Linked DNA regions of Homo sapiens: region 1 is linked to region 2. Evidence: chromatin contacts called from ENCODE Hi-C data. All regions are on one chromosome and are shown on one strand. The core of a region is the stretch at or near the end of the contact, and the rest is flanking DNA. Distances in the headings are between cores, read along the strand shown.

The links. A loop is a pair of places that touch in the nucleus more often than their neighbours do. Pooled maps may share reads with other maps.
Region 1: a loop to region 2 is called in a pooled map, with 4 times the contacts of the local background. The contact joins the enhancer-like site here to the promoter of MYO3B in region 2. A Hi-C loop is called at or near these places in 2 of 37 single-sample maps with no recorded cell type and 2 of 50 pooled maps.

What each region holds. Positions count from the first base shown.
Region 1 is chr2:171,317,155-171,319,854 of GRCh38, forward strand. METTL8 (methyltransferase 8, tRNA N3-cytidine) reads right to left here. Exons shown (of 10, transcript NM_001321154.2): 10 at 1-2,700. Among named protein-coding and RNA genes, the nearest start is that of METTL8, 120 kb to the right of the region's middle. RefSeq lists enhancers at 631-690, 1,418-1,517, 1,996-2,700 and a silencer at 1,206-1,408. Within about 2 kb of position 1,382, at least 7 of the 41 ENCODE cell types and tissues checked have a DNase peak (open chromatin) inside an H3K27ac peak, as active enhancers do.
Region 2 is chr2:170,176,897-170,179,596 of GRCh38, forward strand. It overlaps MYO3B (myosin IIIB), which reads left to right and starts at 1,251. Exons shown (of 35, transcript NM_138995.5): 1 at 1,251-1,393. The coding sequence starts at 1,392.

The DNA of each region.
Region 1 (2,700 bases), core at 132-2,631, 1.1 Mb after region 2:
TTAGTGCTTGCTTCCAGCGGAAAAGCCTTAAAAGCCCAAAGGGTGACTGTCCTCCAGTGTTTTTTGAAACAACCAACACTTGATATATAAAGGTTAACTGAGGAAAAAATTAATTTCTGCGTTTTCTGCAATGAACTAGGAGCAATGGATTGAAAATATTTGGCCAAATAATTTTTATAAGCATAACAAAATTCCATTTTTCTGGACCAAACCTCATCAGCCCAACTAGGAAAGACGATGCTGGAGCTTTAGGAGGCAATCAAAGGCTCATTTTATTTGATAGGTAACATCTGATACAGAAGCATTTCCCGCCCTGGGCCCTGGATCTACTCAGTGCCTACCTGCTGGAGAAAATCAAAGATAAAGACCCAGATCACTGGGATGCCAAGGACACAGCTAGCTGGACACTATTTGAAGTCTATGTGCTCAAGTATTGCTTTTTTTCCCTCTTTATGTAACGTTAACGTGTATTTATTCATTCAGCTAACTCTAGCTGTTCCTTACTTAAGGTTAAGTGGTTGTGAAACCACAGACACTGTAGAATCAGAAGCTGTTGTTTTAAACTCTTGGCCAAGTAGCAGTGCCTTGTAGCTTGCCTTTGCCGAGCTCCAGGGGCAGCTGAGGGTGGGCTGTCTGACCATCTGGAGATTTCAGTGTGCTCCATCCATCTCATGCCAACCTGACTTGCCAGAATTAGGGTCACTGTGCTCTGAGACACTTTGAGATGATGCTCAAGGGAGCTGTGCTCTGCAGCCTCCTGGGTCCCTTCTGCAGGTGCACTTGCTTTTTCAATCTGATGCTATTTTTCTTACCCTCTGTAGGCACTCACACGCAGAACTATTATTACTTGCTTGTTACTGCATGTTGCTGATTCATACTCATAGGAAAAAGTAATTTTATCTTCAACACCTCTTCCTTGTCATTTAAGACATATGTTAATGAAAGACAGATTTTGGCATCCACTTTTCTCTGTAGCTTTGAGGCCACAATATAGATTCATTATAAATGAAGATGCAACTGTTATTTTACTTCTATTTATATTTATAACTACACCAAAGCCATCTTGCGGGTACCTTTGCGCCTCTCAAATCCCCAACCATATTCCAAGAAACCGTATTCCAAGAAATGCTCAACATTTCATGCCTGAATTGGTATTAATGTGGCATTAATGTACATACAATGTTTTAAATAACGATGTTTTCACTCATATTTTATTATGGACACCTCCTGATTTCACATATTTTACATTACCCTAGAGCTGAATCCTTTTGAAGACATTTTAAGGGTTTTTTTTCCCCACTGCAGTACAGAATGCTTTTTTTCTTTAAGCGAGGAGTATGCAAGTGAGAGTGCTCTGCGAGGAGGGATGCCAAGTGGAAGGCTGAAGCCTGAGGGGGTGGGGCGAGTGCAGAACTAGGCAGAAGCAGAATGCTGAAAAGAACTGATTGAAAGCTTTTTGCTTTGTCATTCCTCTCAGTTCCTTTCCTTCTCTTCTTTTCCAATTTGTAATTGTGGACAAGTGTAACCTACTTATTTGCTAGAATGATTGGATCTAGAATGAGCCATAACCTTGAAGGTCGTCTGAAACAAACTCCTCTCCACTGCTATCGTTTTCTGCTTGACTCAGAAAGCTCTTTCTTCCCTGGTGCCTTTCCCAGCAGCATTTGGGCCCATCCATTACAAGAGCAGCAAGTAGAGGTTTTGGAATCAGAGAGTTCTGGGTCCGAGTTGTGACTCTGCTACTTACTAGATGTGGTATCCTGAGCAAGTTACCCAACATCTCTTCTGTAAATGGTTATCATCAAAATGAATTCCTAGGAGTTTGAGGATTAAATAATGTGTATAGTATACACAAAATCTAGCATTCAGAGCTAAATTAAGAGTAGCTAAGCAGTTCAATAGGAACTAGGACCCATGCTTCCTGTTTGACTCTGAGGCAACACTTTTTTCCATGGAAAGATACTGTCTTTCTTACAATGTCTCATAAAACCTTTGAAAAAGTCACTGTTGCTGGAATACTGTGTGTACTGCCTTGTAGATTAATAACAATACCTCACATATATTTAATGCTCTAGAATTGACAATGCACTTTCACAAGCGGGGAAAATACCCACGCCAACACTAAGTCTCCTGATGACTAACAGAGGCAGGAAGCAGGAGGAGCAGAGGCTTTGAAAGAGGTCGATTAGTGATGCAAATGTGAAGTTATCTGCACTTGTGAGGAGCATAACAAACATCAAAACCAATTAGAAGTAACAATGTGTGATCTATTCAGGCTTCAGGACTTTGATGAGTTGGAAGTTTTGGGGTTTAACAATCCAGATGGTTCTGATAGCTTTAAGTTTTGCCTCCAAGAGGGCAGCTATCTGCATATGGGTGAATTTTCACGTACAAGCTAGAGTACAGCAACGACTTAGAATCACACACGGGTAGAAACCGGGACGTGTTCACAATTTGTAGACAAAGCATATGGAATCGAGAGAGGCAAAGCAAATAAGTTCTCAGAAGTCAATGTTAAATGGGTGTTTCAATACAGGCAAATGTGTCATACCGAATGCAAAACTTTTAATAATAGAAACTGTTATCTTGACTTTCTCACAACCTTCGGAAACAGTTCCTCATGTGTGAGAATTTTTACATTTGGACGATGCTCAAAAGTGAATTTTTAGAAATGGAGAAAAAAATGAAGGGTGCATTTAA
Region 2 (2,700 bases), core at 1-2,500:
ATGTGCAAATACTGTAGGAAATATAGGAAGATAGAACACATTATCCCCATTCTTAAGATTCTTATGACAGTAAATGGAAACACAAAGGCCATTATTGACTAGCGGGAGTAAGATCGCTGTCCTTTAAATCACCTTCTTCATATTTGCATTCTCTGTGTGCTGTTTCTTGGCTCTGGGTTTCTCTCCTGCCTCATCTACACTAATCCTTTTCACTTCTTCATTCAAAACTGTACCTAGATTTATCTGCTCCAGGAAGCATTCCCACTCAAGTCTTGGTCCTGGGTTGAACTGACTCCTCCTCAGAATTGATGGATATAGCTTATCCAGTGTTATTGCACAGTCTTCAACTATTTCACATGGGCCTATGTGTCATGTTAGCTGGCCAGAAAAGAAGCTTTCTGGGGACCCTACCCTCCTGTTTCTCACTTCCCCTCTCTCCCTTTTTTTTTTTTTTTTTTTTTTTTGAGATGGAGTCTTACTTTGTTGCCCAGCCTGGAGTGCAGTGGCAGAATCTCTACTCACTGCAACCTCCGTTTCCCAGGTTCAAACAATTCTCCTGCCTCAGCATCCCTGGTAGCTGGGATTACAGGCGCACACCACCATACCCTGCTAATTTTTGTATTTTTAGTAGAGATGGGGTTTCCCCATGTTGGCCAGGCTGGTCTCGAACTCCTGACCTCAGGTGATCCACGAGCCTTGGCCTCCCAAAGTACTGGGATTACAGGCGTGATCCACCATGCCCAGCACCACCCCCCCACCCCCTGCCTCCTCTTAACCTACTGTTCTGTATATAGCCCAGGGCATGCTACTGAATGAATAGTCACTGTTGAATAGTCACTGTTTCATTGCTTGGTAATTCAGATCAGAAACTCATGGTGTTTCCCCTGGGTTTATCTGCAGTTCAGAAAAGTGACCCTGACTACATGCTTTGATTATGCCCTTTGCTCACAAAAAGATGATTAGTTTTGATTGTGCAGCATTTGGAATGAAGGAATTTAATCTGGAATGAAGGAACTTTAAAAGGTTGGGGGAATATCACATTGGAACTGTTAAATGACATGCAAACAGGATCTGTGAGAATGGTTTTGATTCTGCTCTGTGTCCTGGTAGGAGACACTAAATAGATCAGGCTCACTACCAATTAGCATCATCTTAATCTTGCCTAATAGTGAAGCAAAGTCACCAAGGATTTGGTGGATTTATCAGCTCCTCCCACAATAGTCATCTGAGGCTAACACCTCTTGGAACCTAGATCGAAAGTCCTTTGGTAATGATGTGTCATACATTCTAGTCATCAAAGACACCATTTTCTGGGCCTGAAGTGTTCTGCTGGTTTTTGGAGGAATGAGAATCCAATCTCTCATAAGCCGGATTCAGAAAATAGGTCATCGATGTGAGTTGCAGTTATTTTCCTTCCAGCTTTCTTCTGTGCTTGCTTTAGATTGTTTTTCTGCAAAGGGCAGATGCAGCTGCCCTGGCTGGTGGGCAGTGGAGGGGGATGACAGCCACTCTGGCTTTGGGCCTCTGTCTGACATCACCCAGATTCCTGGGTCCTCTCAGTTAGCATTTGCCTTTTGTCTGGGTGGTTAAATTTCTCTTGAAGGAGTAGGATAAACACCCTCTTGAGTATTGCTTTTTACACAGACACACACCACACACACACACACACACACACACACATACACACAGCATAGTTCATAGTCACTTGATTTGCCACCTGCAGTTTATAATAGAATGGACCTGTGGGATTATAAACCACTTTATTTCTGCACAGAATTTCTCAGCTTGAGGCCAAATTGAAGGGCATTAGTCATCAGTAATTTGCAGATGTTTTTAATGTTTTTCACCCAAGAGAGGTTTCAGGCAGCTAAAGCTAAGATAAATTTCCTCATGCTTTGGTGGGGAAATGAAAAATCTGATCATTTAGTTAATCATTTGTAAGAGCTGTGGGTATGTATTGTTCCTTAGTGACTGCAATATCATGACAGATTTGTTAATTTGGTAACATGACAATGTAAACAATAGTAGATAAATTCCATTATGCCATGATTCTTTTCTTCCTCTCAGTAATTTTGTATATTCAAGGTTTAAAATCCATAGAACATTAGAGATGGAACTTAGAGATCAACCTAGAGATCATTGGATTCCTCTACCAAGCTCTGTCAAATGCCAGTCCTGAGTGTCTCCCCTGGAGCATCAGGATAAATAGCTAATGCATGGGGGGCTTAATAGGTGCAGCCAACCCACCATAGCACATGTTTATCTGTGTAACAAACCTGCACGTCCTGCACATGTAACCTGGAACTTAAAATAAAATAAAATTTAAAGAAAGGAAAAGAGTACATAATCAGTGGAACCATAAAGGTCAGTTCTAGTGGGAAAATTAGGAAAGGCCTCCTAGAAGAGAAGACATTTGAGCTATACTTGAACAGGCCCTATCTAGCAGCATCCAGATAGGTGGTTTGTGAAGAAGCCAGTTCCTACTCTTACGTCTTTACCATGGTTATGGTTTGAATGTCCCCTCCAAAGATCATGTTGAAATTTAATTGCCATTGTGAGAAGAAATGGGACCTTTAAGAGGTGACTAGGTCATGAGGGCTCTGCCCTTATGAATGGATTAATGCTGTTATTGTGGGAGACGGCTCCTAGTAAAAGGATAGGTTCAGTCTCCTTTTTCTCTCTCTTGAGCTCTCACTCTCT